2 separate regions of the Homo sapiens genome follow, and region 1 is linked to region 2. Evidence: chromatin contacts called from ENCODE Hi-C or POLR2A ChIA-PET data. All regions are on one chromosome and are shown on one strand. The core of a region is the stretch at or near the end of the contact, and the rest is flanking DNA. Distances in the headings are between cores, read along the strand shown.

Evidence for each region. A loop is a pair of places that touch in the nucleus more often than their neighbours do. ChIA-PET counts read pairs that join two places held with the same protein, here RNA polymerase II (POLR2A). Pooled maps may share reads with other maps.
Region 1: POLR2A ChIA-PET joins it to region 2 with 13 read pairs in BJ. The contact joins two enhancer-like sites. A Hi-C loop is called at or near these places in 1 of 37 single-sample maps with no recorded cell type and 3 of 50 pooled maps. POLR2A ChIA-PET finds 5 or more read pairs at or near these places in 1 of 52 experiments (BJ).

What each region holds. Positions count from the first base shown.
Region 1 is chr10:100,012,630-100,019,603 of GRCh38, forward strand. It overlaps LOC124902583 (small nucleolar RNA U13), which reads left to right and starts at 6,965; the gene lies at 6,965-6,974. RefSeq lists enhancers at 1,319-1,438, 1,449-1,998. Within about 2 kb of position 1,747, at least 3 of the 41 ENCODE cell types and tissues checked have a DNase peak (open chromatin) inside an H3K27ac peak, as active enhancers do.
Region 2 is chr10:98,457,403-98,464,605 of GRCh38, forward strand. It overlaps HPSE2 (heparanase 2 (inactive)), which reads right to left. Exons shown (of 12, transcript NM_021828.5): 12 at 1-2,337. The coding sequence ends at 2,172. Among named protein-coding and RNA genes, the nearest start is that of HPS1, 14 kb to the left of the region's middle. RefSeq lists an enhancer at 1-39. Within about 2 kb of position 3,534, at least 9 of the 41 ENCODE cell types and tissues checked have a DNase peak (open chromatin) inside an H3K27ac peak, as active enhancers do.

The DNA.
Region 1 (6,974 bases), core at 497-2,996, 1.6 Mb after region 2:
TTGAGACGGAGTCTTAGTCTACCGCCCAGGCTGGAGTGCAGGGGTGCAATCTCAGCTCACTGCAACCTCCACCTCCCGAGTTGAAGCGATTCTCGTGCCTCAGCCTCCCTAGTAGCTGAAATTACAAGCATGCACCACCACGTCCAGCTAATTTTTGTATTTTTAGTAGAGATGAGGTTTCACATTGTTGGCCAGGCTGGTCTCAAACTCCTGGCCTCAAGTGATCCATCCACCTCAGTCTCCCAAAGTTCTGGGATTACAGGTGTGAGCCACCACTCCCGGCCTTAAACTGTAATTTCTAATCTTGTAGCTAATTTGTTAGTCCTGCAAAGGCAGACTGGTCCCTAGGCAAGAAGGGGGTCTTTTTGGCAAAGGGCTATTATCAATTTTGTTTCAGAGTCATGAACTGAATTCTTTCCCAAAGTTAGTTCAGCCTATGCCCAGGAATGAACGAGGACAACTTAAAGGTTAGAAGCAAGATGGGGTCAGTTAGGTCTGCTTTCTTTCACTTCATAAGTTCCTCAGTTAAAATTTTGCAAAGGTGGTTTTATACTTTTCATTTATCAATGAATTCTTACTGTACATTTGTGATGTAACAGGCATTGTGCTAGGTGTTTGGCATTCAGGCTGACCAACACAGACAAGATCCTTGCCTTCATGGAGCTCACATTCTAGAGTAGGGTAACAGACAATAAAGAAATAAACAAATGATAATCCAGACAATCATGGGGTGTAGTTGAGTGTTATGAAGGAAACAAACCAACTGATGCGATAGATTAGATCACAGAGAATTAAAGCCTAGTGCCCTAGGCATTTGTTGTATGTAATGAGTTAACTTCTCTCCTATGCAATGTTGGGGCTTAGAAACCAATACCCTAAAATAGGGTGCTTTGTACATGTTGAGCTGAAAAAGCAGTCTCAAGGTCTCTCTCAACCTCCTCCCACCTGCCCCTCTTCACTGTCTCTCCCAAAGCATAGTATTCTCTGAAGTTTCCTTATCTGTCCAAAGTCCTGACCTACCAAAGAAAAACAATTATCTCTGATCTCTTTCCTGAGTTTTAATTAACTGAACCCACATTGCAAGAAAGAAGACCAAAGTCTGTCAATAAACCTGGACAGACTTTTGTCACAAACCACTGTCTGGTCTGCAGGCCCAACAGACTTTGTCCCAGACCATTGGAAGTTCCTCAAGTTCATTGAATTCTCCCTAGTAATCATTTATTGCCCTCAATAGAATTCCTCTTCTTCACCCTCCCATAACCTGTTTTGCCAGCATCCAAGTCACCATTTTTTCTGTAGCCTCAAGATGGTACATAAGCTTCTGCACCCCATTGGGGGGTTGGTCTTCCGTGTCACATAAAACTATTGTCAAACAGATGCATATGCCAATTAATCTGCCTTTTGTGACCTGATTTTTCAGCAAAACTTCAGAGGGCGAAGAGGAAGTTCACCTGACCCCAACAGCAACCAGAACAGTTCAAGTCATACTCAGTCCTTGAAAGAACTAAGAGGACAATTCACTCCACACAGCTTCTATGTCATGTGGTTTAGATAAGGAATCTAGGCTGATAAAGGCCAAAGTGAGGGATGGGAACCTTCTCTGAATATAGAGATAGTTGGGGAAATCCCCTCTGGGGATGTAACATTTACCTGAAACTTGAATAATGAGAAAGAATCAAGCCGGACATGGTGGCTCAAGCCTGTAGTCCCACGATCTGCAGTGAGCCATGATGGCACCACTGCACTCCAGCCTGTGTGACAGAGTGAAACCCCATCTCAAAAAAAGAGAGAAAGAATCAGCCATGTAAAGAGCTCTTCAGGCAGGAGAAACTGCAGGTGCAAAATCTTGAAGTAGAAAGCCATCTAGTACGTTTCGGAAACACAAAATAAGCCATGTGAACAAAGGAGGCAGTTTTATGAGATCAGATTAGAAAACAAACAGGGCCAGGTGCAGTGTCACGCATCTGTAATCCCAGCTACTTTGGAGGGTGAGGTGAGAGGCTCACTTGAGCCCAGAAGTTCAAGATTGCAGCACATTATGATTGTGCCTGTGAATAGCCACTGCACTCCAGCCTGGGCAACATAGCAAGACCCTGTCTCTTAATAATAATAATAATAACTATCTTTTTTTTTCTTTTTTTTTTTTTGAGATGCAGTCTCGCTCTGTCGCCCAGGCCGGAGTGCAGTAGTGCGTGCAATCTTGGTTCACTGCAACCTCTGCCTCCCAGGTTCAACTGATTTTCCTGCCTCAGCCTCCCAAGTAGCTGGGACTACAGGCATGCGCCACCACAACCGGTTAATTTTTGTATTTTTAGTAGAGATGGGGTTGCATCATGTTGGTCAGACTGGTCTTGAACTCCTGACCTCAGGTGATCCACCCTCCTCGGCCTCCCAAAGTGCTGGGATTACAAGCATGAGCCACCGCACACGGCCAAATAATAACTATCTAACAAACAGTATGTAGGTCATTTCTGGTTTGGTGAGCCATGGTAAAGAGATTGATTTTTGTGATAAGTTGATGTATTGAGACGTGATTAAAATATCCCCAAATGAAGGGACTGAAATGAAAATAACCAAACGAGATAAATGTGTGTGGAACTGCCTTGTTAACAATAAGGATTATATCTGTATATGTCATATTAAAACTAAAAAGTACATTGTTTTTCCCCTTGAATAATCCTCAATAAACCAAAACACAGAATGGCTCAATTCATATTTTGATTCATCTAATTGATTAAAACTATTTGGGTGTGTCATCCTTTGATATACCGTAAGTACTATCACGGTTATGAGGGGCTGCACCATGAACTAACAGTTTGGCATGACTTGGCCCCATATCAAAGGCAACTCCCTCTGGCTTCCCCCCACAATGCACCATGTCACAGCCATAAGCTGTTGTTTGCAATGGCAAGCAGATGAGAGTAGTGAGCTGCTGAAACTAATCAAAGCTGGCCTTGCTCATGCTATGTCAGCTAACCGTCCATCCTGGAATAGCCAGGGGACCAAATTCCAGGGTGGTGGGGAGGAGGGGATGTATAGATAAAATACTGTTAATATATGCTTATTTCTATTATAAAAGAAAATGTGATCCAACAACCTAGTGATAGAACATGGAAGACATAGGTTTGCATCCTAAAATGTCAGACATCACATGAAAATACTAACAACTATTCATCAAAATGTTGACACAATGCACCTGGCAGTCTCATGGCCAAGGTTCAGAACGGTGAGAATTCAAGTTGAAAAGAGATCGACAGAGGAAGATTGGTGATCAGATCTCACAGGCAAAGGAGAAGTCAGCATGGTTTTCTTTTCTTTTTTTTTTTGAGACGGAGTTTCACTCTTGTTGCCCAGGCTGGAGTGCAATGGCGGGATCTCGGCTCACTGCAACCTCCGCCTCCCGAGTTCAAGCAATTCTCCTGCCTAAGCCTCCCAAGTATCTGGGATTACAGGCGCCCACCACCACAACCGTTTAATTTTTCTATTTTTAGTAGAGATGGGGATTCACCTCGTTGGCCAGGCTGTTCTCGAACTCCTGACCTCACCTCAGGTGATCCACTTGCCTCGGCCTCCCAAAGTGCTGGGATTACAGGCGGAGCCACCACACCCGGCCAAGTCAGGATAGTTTTCACAGAGGGCATCTGTCTGGTGGACTTGAACTAGGACAAGGCCAACTCCTAGAAGACAACAGAGGCCATTTGGTTTCATTTAGGGATAGACCCTGGTTGGCAAGAGTAAGACCAGGTCTTGTTTTGTTCTTCCTAGAAGAGAACAGACCCTATAAGAAAGCTTCTGTATTCTGAAGAAAAGACTGTATCATGTTTATCTTCAGGGCTGTTCTTAATATATTGATATATTGATGCCTAGGGACTCCTCTTCCTATCTACTTGCAGAAGCTTGAATTGGTTTACGGGAAAACAGAGAATTATTTCACACTCAGAAGTAAAAACCATGGCTGGACGCAATGTCTCACACCTGTAATCCCAGCACTCTGGGAGGCTGAGGTGGGGTGGATCGCTTGAGGCCAAGAGTTCAAGACCAGCCTGGCCAACATGCTGAAACCCTGTCTCTACTAAAAATACAAAACTTAGCCGGGCATGGTGGTGTGTGGCTGTAATCCCAGCTACTTGGAAGGCTGATGTGTGAGATGTATCTCCCTCAAACCTTGCTACAACATTAGTAATGTACCAATGTCTGACATTAAAAAAAAATCATTGGCTTGTAAAATAAAAGCCTTCTATAAACTACAGTGTGTTTCAAATACTATATTTGAGTATTTTTAAAAAGAACAAAATTGTGGTCACTTTATTTCTTCATTTATTTATTCTTCCTCTGATTCCAGAAAGGATTTAAGGAAACTCACTCAATTCCTTTGATCTAGTGCCGGGATGGACTTCATCCCAAAGGGCTCACATGGGACAATCTAAAAGGAAGTCAAAGATGCCTTTTCTCCCCGCTCCTGCGGGGTGAACATGGATCCAAGGGGTGACTTTCTTTGCCGAAGTAGGGGGATCACCTGAGGTCAGGAGTTTGAGACCAGCCTGACCAACATGGTGAAACCCCGTCTCTACTAAAAATACAAAATATACTTGGGCATGGTGTTGCACACCTGTAATCCCAGCTACTCAGGAGGCTGAGGCAGGAGAATAGCTTGAACCTGGGAGGCGGAGGTTGCAGTGAACCGAGATCGTGCCACTGCACTCCAGCCTGGGCAACAGAGTAAGATTCCATCTCCAGAAAAAATAAAATAAAATAAGGGCCAGGCATGGTGGGGCACGCCTGTAATCCCAGCACTTTGGAAGGCCGAGGTGGGTGGATCACCTGAGATCGGGAGATCTAGACCAGCCTGACCAACATGGTGAAAACCTGTCTCTACTAAATACAAAAAAATTAGCCGGGTGTGGTGGCGCATGCCTGTAATCCCAGCTGCTTGGGAGGCTGAGGCAGGAGAATTGCTTGAACCCAGGAGGCGGAGGTTGCAGTGAGCTAAGATCATGCCATTGCACTCCAACCTGGGCAACAAGAGCGAAATTCCATTTAAAAATAAAAAATAAGAATCAATAAAAACAAATTAACTAAAAGAGAGCATTCTGAATGTTTTCACCACAAAGAAGTAATAAATATTTGAGATGATGGATTTGCTAATTACTCTGATTTGCTAATTATACAATGTATACATATATTGTACCCCATAAATATGTACAATTATATGTCAATGAAAGATAAATAAAACAGAAAAAAGTCACAGTAAAATCAAAATGATGCTTAAATTCAACAAAATTATAATGCTCTTTTGTTGTTTTGTCCACAACCATCATTCCTGTTTTTTTTCTTTTTGAGATGGAGTCTCGCTCTGTTGCCCAGGCTGGAGTGCAGTGGCATGATCTCCACTCACTGCAACCTCTGCCTCCCACGGTCAAGCAATTCTCCTGCCTCAGCCTCCCAAGTAGCTGGGATTGCAGGCATGTGCCACCATGCCCGGCTAACTTTTCTATTTTTAGTAGAGACGGGGTTTTATGTTGGCCAAGCTGGTCTCGAATTCCTGGCCTCAAGTGATCTGCCTGTCTTGATCTCCCAGGGATTTTTTGTTTGTTTGTTTTAATGGGAAACAACTCATCTATACTCGCAGTCCCCCATATTTCCATTCCAGCACCCAGAAGTGATCATATGACCCCAGACTGACCAATCAGAGTCACTGTGATAGTTTTAGAGATAGGCACGTAATCCAGTTTGTGCTATTGAGATTCATGCTCAAGAATCAATAGTTTGTTGCTAAACTGTGTTAAATGAAATTTATAGGAGGCCATTGGGTGGAACTGAGCTCTTGCACTAGGCTTAACAGATAAAACCAAAATGGAGTTACTCATACTGAAGTTTCCACCAAGCCAAAACTAAGCTATTTATTTGATCTTCCAAGAAATCAGGCAAGAAATAGATAATAGCCAAATCCCCAAACAGGCCTGTTTTGGGAAGCATGATGAGGTGGCCCCCTCTGCTTTAACCTTTATAAGGAAAGTAACTTTGTAACAACCAATCAGTTTTTGTTCTGTTCCTGCGTTCTTCAGCCCTCTTCTGCCTATAAAGTCAAATTTCTCTGCTCAACTCATCTGAACACTCATTCTATCTTATAGAATGAGTTGTTGCCCAATTCTAGAATTGCAAATAAAAGCCAATTCGATCTTTAATCTAAATTTGTTGTAATTTTGTCTTTTGATAGCTGAGAGAAGATAAGCTAAAAGGAGCTGTTGTTCACCTTGCCTCATGGAGAGAGACTATGTGAGAATGAAGTCACTACTGAAGACAATGAAATCAAGAAATGGAGAGAGATTCCATACCACCTAACTTAGGCACCTCAATCCAGCTATGTCTGGATTTTTAGTTATATGCCAATAAAGGTCTCATCTCTAAACTACTGGCTCAATATGCCAGTCTAAGATGGAAGATTTACTATTTCCTAGTAAGATGAGAAAAATTTCATTTACAAGACTTCTTTATTCTGAGATTATACCTTTCCTAATTTTTGGTGTTAGAGTATTTACGAATTGATGGTGATAGTGGATAACAATTGTATTTTACCAATAGTCCTTAATAGAAAATTAGAAAGTTAGTCCAAAATAGAAAGTAGCCAGGCATGGTGGCTCATGCCTGTAGCCCCAATACTTCGGGAGGCTGAAGGAGGAGGATCACATGAGCTCAGGAGTTCAAGACCAGCCTGGGCAAGATGGTGAAACCCCCATCTCTACAAAAAATTTAAAAATTAGCCAGGCATAGTGGTACATGCCTGTAGTCTCAGTTACTCAGGAGGCTGAGAAAGGAGGATCACTTGAGCCCAGGAGGTCAAGGTTGCAGGCAGCTGTGATTGTGCCACTGCACTCCAGCCTGGGCAACAGAACAATACCCTATCGAAAAAAAAAAAAAAAAGAAAGTTGGTGGGCCCTTTATCCTTCCATTAAAAAAAAATTAGGTCATTTTGT
Region 2 (7,203 bases), core at 2,284-4,783:
GATCCTCTCCATGCCTCGTAGGAAAAATGGGGATAACAGTAGTACCCCTTTATCATGGGGTTACTAAGGACGCAAAGCAAACCATAGGTCCCCAGGGCCAGGCTCTTAGGGACCTTTGGTTACTCTTGTTATATCAGGGGGCCCTGCAGTCGCACCTGTACCAGTATGTAGAAGAGACGTTGATATCTGCACACATTTTTAACAGTTGGGGGAACGACCTTTTAGTCTCATTTCTCTTTTCCTCTCTTTTCCTCACTTTGGCCTGTCAATCTGTTTCTTCTTTCTCTTATTTCCTACCCCCCGCCCCGCCCCCATCTTGGTACTTCACTTTCCTGCCCTCTCAGAGCTGAAGCCTCAGTGGGAGGTGCCTGGTCCCAGAGAAACGGGTCCCTTCTGGGCAGCCTTGCAGGGCGGTCTCAGGGTCTGCCCCTCTCTCTCCAGTTGCTTCCATGCTGAGCACAGCCACTGACCTGGTGCAGCCTGGTCCTCGGGCTCTCCCTTTCTTGCTCGCTGTAGTACATCTGCTGTATGCTGTTCCTCCTGTGCTTAATGATAAGCATGTCAAAACCCGGTCCCCTCGCTTCCTGGAATTAGGTAGTCAGCTTCCCTCTCCCAAATCCACCGTTCTCCAAGCTCAGAATTCTCTCCCTCCTCTTTGGTCTAATCTCCCTTCCATCTCTCACTTTGCAGACTTGGCCCAAATCCTTAACTCCGTGTGCGTCTTAGGCAGCCTCCCTAGTCTCTGCCCTAGGCAACCCTGCCTTGCCCCCGCCCCATTCCTGTCCTTTCACAAACAGCAGAAATTGTATCACCGTCTCACTTGGAACAGTGTCAAATCTCTCCTCCTTCTAACAAAAGCATCATTCCTGTCATTTATCCTGAGAAAGAAAATCACATCCACAGAAAAGAAAGTCATTTCAGCTGTAGCTCATTGGCAAAGACCCTCATGCCCCTTGAATCATATAGAACGTCCTCATCCCCCACTTCACACCTGCCCAACTCAGAAGCTTCCTACCTACCATTCCATAGTTTTGGCCAGATCTTCATTCTCTAGATTCCCTATTCTCTCCCAAAATGGCTAACAAAGTTTTGTTCTAGCTCAAATAGGCTACTTGGGAAGAGGCAAAAAGGTTAGATTCAGTTGTGTCTTCCAGTGATGACCTTGATTCACACTTTTTTCTTCTTTTTTAAAAATAATGATTTGAGTTAACCAAACAATTAAGGGCTTACCCTATAGAGCCCCTAATATTCTCTTAATTTTGGAGAGGTCTAATTTGCTTTGTCCAGTTGGGGTGTGTGTGTGTACCTGATGTTTCAGTATGCTTTCTCTTTGTACTCAAACTCTCCCTCATAGCAACATGAAGAATGATGACTACTTTTTGTTGTGCCTAATAAACTGCTCTCCACTCAATGAATATTGTTACTTGACTCCCATTACAACTCTGGGGGAATCTGGATTCACAGAGGAATAGAACCTTCTTACCAAATCTGGAGTGTGATTGTAATTTTACTTTTGAAGCACCCGCTTCCCAGAAGAACTGCCAGTGATGGATGCCACTGTCAGGAACCCAGATGCGCACGCTCATACATCAGCCGGGAAATCATACAAACAGCTCTCCCAGCAGGCCAGGGCTGACACACCCATTACTCCCCTATGGAAAGAGATGTGTCAAAAAACTCAGGGCAGCAGCAAGAAAGAGGCAGAGAAGAAGGAGTTGGGAGAGGATGGGTTTTTGTAGGTCCACCCAGTTTTTTTCCTTCCTCATCTTCCTCTGAGGGCAGCAGCAGCAGCAGGCTAAGGTTTGGATTTGTGGTTATAATGCTGTGTGACAGGATCATGGGGAGTTGTCTGGAAACATTTCTCCTGGGAGTGTGCTGTCAGCTCGTTTTCATAGTGCACATGAAGGGAAACATTCTGCTCTATACACATGCCTTTATCCTTATATAGGTACAGGTGATGTCTACATTTTCCTTTGGGATGGATGTGGCCTACCTAGGCTAAGATCACGCTATGACATTTAGTCTCTTTGGAGAGCAAGTCTGTGTTGATTCCAGCAGGATGGGGCAGCAGGGGCTGGTTGCTAGGATGTCTGAAAACAGAGGATACTACTGGAGTGGAGGAGTGGAAGCAGCCCAGCAGGCCCACTGGTAGCCGTGAGTGTGAGGATAGCTTATCGGTAGCGGCAGGCCAAAGCATTGACATTCTTGACCACATAAAAGCCCATGGTGACTGGAGGGATGACCAATGTCCGGCCGGCCCGAAGGGGGCGGGGCTTCAATTCTGGGAGGGTCCCGTCGTCCACCATCACTAAGGGCTGGCCATTCAGTTGCACTGACCTACAGTGAGGAAAAACAGTATGGGACTCATTATTGCATTATAAGGGAGCCACTGCAACAAAGCCTAGCCCCAGATGGCCTGGCAGTGTCTGATACACACACACAGCTGACACTTATTGTTACTGGCTATGCCCTAGATTCTGACCTAGGTGCTTTACTTTAATAACTCATTCAAACATCCCAACAACCCCCCCACTCCCCTGAGGTAAGTAACTATTAATATCATTATCCCCATTTTATCTAGAGTGGCTAGGTGACTTGTCCCAAGTCACACAGCTTGGAGGTCCAGGGTTTGAACCCAGGTAGTCTACCTCCATAGACACATTTAGACAAGTGAAAAGTCTGTGATGCAGAAGCTGGAATGTTTCATTCCTATTTTTTAAAAATCACAATATCAGCTCAGTTTGACTTTTCCACCTAAAGAGTTTTTACCTGTGGAATGATACATGGGCTTAAGATGACTTCAGAAATCTATTTAACTCATATCTCATTAATTTACTTGACAGATTAGATAACTGACATTACCTTGCTTGTCTAAGGTTATACGGAAGGGAGACAGAGACATAGGTAACACCTCTACTTTTTCTAATTTAAGAATGAGTTTTGGCTGGGTGCAGTGGCTCATGCCTATAATCTCAGCATTTTGGGAGGCTGAAGAGGGAGGATCGCTTGAGTCCAGGAGTTTGAGACTAGCCTGAGCAACATAGCGAGACCCCATTTCTACAAACAATATAAAAGCAAAATTAGCCTGGCATGGTGGCTACTCAGGAGTTTGAAGTGGGAAGATCACTTGAGCCTGGGAGGTTGAGGCTGCAGTGAGCCAAGATTACACCACTATACTCCATCCTGGGTGACAGAGAAACTCTGTCCCTAAAAAAAACAAAAAATGAGTTTTCATATTTAATATTAACAGATGTTTCCATTTAGCAAAACAGCAAAGTAAGTGATAAAGTAGGCATTTGTGATCACAATTCATCTATCTTGCTTTTATCCTTTCTGTATAGCCAGCCACTTTCACCCTGAGAAGGGGGACTACATACATAGCAAACTTAGAAAAGAGAAACAGCTCATCTTATGCTGGATAGAGGGAAATGCCACCTATCCTTGACCTATGGTACCAGAATCCAGATAATGTTCCAGCTGTTCCTGACAGCCATGCACCCAGGTGGAAGCTTAGTTTTATGGGTCAGCAGAAAAGGCCAGAAACAGGCCACCAGCTGGAAATAAGGTTGTGAGTCACCCTCAGAAAATCAACATTGCATAGTGATGACTGTTTCTGGGCCTTGCCCAACCTCCAGTGTGATAACATTGCCGTGACATCATCTGAGCTGTAAAGAGAATAGAATGTTATAAATTGATATAGAGGTCTTTGTTTAGTGTTCCTTCTGTGCTATGAATGATAGACTGCTTTAGAGAGAGATAATCAGACCCATGCCCAATAGAGCAGTGAATTCCCAGAGATAAGTGTGTTGTAAATTGCTCCCAATGGAGAGCTAGGCAGAGAAGAGATCCAGGCCTGGCCCCACATGGGTAAGTTTGGGCTAGGTCCAGATCTGATAGGCCAGAGGGAGCAGGCCCCCTCCCTTTGCTAGAATGACTGAGTGAATAAGTGAGTAGGAGGCTTCTATATGGAGAGCGAGGCCTGCCTCTGGAAGGCATGGGGTGGGAGAATTGAGATCTGAAGGTCAGTGTTGACCGCATCAGATATGCAAGGAGCTTTTGCTTCCAAATATGAGAAGTGACCCTCTGTAGTGAAGACAGCCTACTCATTGGAGTGGAAGGCAGGGTGAGGAGAGTGGTTCAGTTACAAAAGAAGCCCAGATGGGTCTTCACAGTGTATTTTCATTATTTTGTTTCAGGTGCTATGAATATCTATCACCCAGATATAAGCACAGTCAAACACGAGTTCAATAATACCGATTAATCTTTCTAAGGCATACTCAAATTTATATCAGGTCTCTGCTAGAAAACCTTCAATGGTTTCTCCCATATACAGAATTAGGTGCAAACCTTTCTTCTGAAGAATTAGGTAATGCCCTTTTAGATTCAGATGATCCCACAGTATTGACATCTTTGGGTTCTGGGGAGTGCAAAACAACGTGTGATTAGCAAACCTTTAAAAATCTATACTAATAAGGAGTAGTTGTCCTGGAACAGGCCCTATTCTGGTTTCTTTATTGGTTGGTTAAAAAGCTAAGAGTAGAACCAGGAAGCATGGTGAAGATTCTCTACTGAAATCTCGAATTCCAGGAGCCAAGTTGCTAACTAGCTAGATGGCTTTGGCAAATCCCCTAACCTCACTGCCCTGTAGCTTTTGCATCTGTAAGAACGTTATATAGGCACCAAAGAAATGAAATAAGAAATATGAAAGTGCTTTGAAAGCATAATGAACCATATACTTAAGATATGGTGTTTTTGTTGTTGTTGTTCTTTTTATTTTTATTTATTTATTTTTTTGAGATGGAGTCTCGATCTGTTGCCCAGGCTGCAGTGCAGTGGTGCATTCTTGGCTCACTGCAACCTCTGCCTCCTGGGTTCAAATGATTCTCCTGCCTCATCCTCCCGAGTAGCTGGGACTACAGGCATGTGCCACCACACCTGGCTAATTTTCGTATTTTTAGTAGAGACGGGGTTTCACCATGTTGGCCAGGCTGGTCTCGAACTCCTGACCTCAAGCGATCCACCTGCCTTGGCCTCCCAAAATGCTGGGATTACAGGCATGAGCCACCGTGTCTGACCTGTTGTTGCTATTGTTTTTAATGTCACTGTGGACAGATGCACTTGTTGGTCCTTATCATACCTGACTGCTCTGTGGTACTCACATTTTCAGGTCTCCATTCTCAAAACCCTCTCTCCCCTTGGCTCCCATGATATTTCTCTCTGTTTTCCTCCATTTCTGGATGGCGTTTTGTTTTCGTTTTTGTTTTTGTTTTTTTGAGAGGGAGCCATTCCCCTCTGCCTGCTTCTCAGATGCTAGGGTTCCTAGTGTTTTGTCCCTGGACTCTTCTGTCCCCACACTCTGCACTCCTCCCAGGTTGCTGCTGCTCTCACCCTTGACTTCGGTCACTATCCACAAGCTGATGCTCCCTAAGCTTGTATCTCTACCCTACCTACATTCTTTCTATGAACTTCTGTATCTCCACTTGGCTGTCCACAGGAATTTCAAAGTCACTAGGTCCAAATTCAAAATCTTCTCCTCAAACTCTGTCCTTATCTCTGCTTTTTTTTTTTTTTTATCTTTGTGATGGTACCGCCATTTATCCAATTACTGTACCCAGAAAGCTTGGAGTCTTCTGAGACTTCTCCCCCAATTCCCTTGTGTAGGGTAGCCAAGTCAAAATAATTCGACCTTATAGTGTTTTTCAAATCTGCTCCTTTTCCTCCATCCACTGCTATCTTTTTAGTTCAGAACTTGCCTCCTAACCTATCTCTGTGCCACATTGCTGACAGTTATCTGTTGTCACTGCACCGCTTCAAACTTGCCAACACTCCCCTTCCCTTACACTTTATTGTGAACAATGACACCCAGCTCCAGCTACCTCTCCAGTCTCAGATCCCGCCAGTCCCCCCTCCAACGCTCACTGTGGATCGCAGACCTCTGGGAGTGGGCATTGGTAGGGGGTTGCCAGTTATTGTAAGAATTTCATTAATATATGCATACACAAAGATGACGAATGAAAAAATAATGTCTTTCACAGAGATGAGGTAAATATTTCTCAATGAAAATGTAAGTAGATATTGTTGGGATTGAAATACACAAGTTAATTCAAAAGTATAGTAGGCTGGGTGTGGTGGCTCATGCCTGTAATCCCAGCACTTTGGGAGGCTGAGGCAGGAGGATCACTTGAGTCCAGGAATTTGAGACCAGCCTGGGCAACATAGTGAGACCCCCATCTCTACAAAAAAATAAACAAAATTAGATGGGTGTGGTGGCACATGCCTGTAGTCCCAACTACTTGGGAGGCTGAGGTGGGAGGATTGCTTGAGCCCAGGACATTGAGACTGCAGTAAGCTGAGACTGTGCCACTACACACCAGTCTGGGTGACACAGTGAGACCCTGTCTCCAAAATAACAAAAAGGTAGAAAACATTTTTCAGGCCGAGTGCGGTGGTTCACGCCTGTAATCCCAGCACTTTGGGAGGCCAAGGTGGGTGGATCACGAGGTCAGGAGTTTGAGACCAGCCAGACCAACATGGTGAAACCCTGTCTCTACTAAAAATACAAAAATTAGCCAGGTGTGGTGGCGCACACCTGTAATCCCAGCTACTCAGGAGGCTGATGCAGAAGAATTGCTTGAATCCGGGATGCAGAGGTTGCAGTGAGCCAGACTGCACCACTGCACTCCAGCCTGGGCAACAGTGCGAGACTCTGTCTCAAAAAAACACAAAAAAAGAAAGAAAATATTTTTCAAAAGTAAATGCTAGTCAGCAGTTTTGGGATTAAAACATAAGTTCATTTAAAACTGTTCTTCAATTCCCAATAGATTTTTTTTGGGGGAGGGAGGTATCATGTACTTTTTAAGGAATAGATTTTGAAAGGACAATTACTATAATGTGGAAGACCGTGACATTTGTTGACATTTAAAAGGAACCCACATGCTTGAAGAGGCCAAGCCCCCGTGCCCTAGCATGACCAAATAAAATGACTTGCAGTTTTGCTTCCGAGTCATATCATTCTGTGCGGTGCTCCCTCCAGCTGTCTTCCTCTGCCAGACTAACTGCAATGGATCCTTGCAGCGTCTGTGTAGGTGTTGCCTCCTCTGGAGAACCTTCTCTGACCCCTAGGTTGGGTTTGGAGCCCCACTTCTGGACTCTCTTAGCACCCAAAGTTATTTCTAACTGTGGCCCTTATTGTAGTGAGTTACT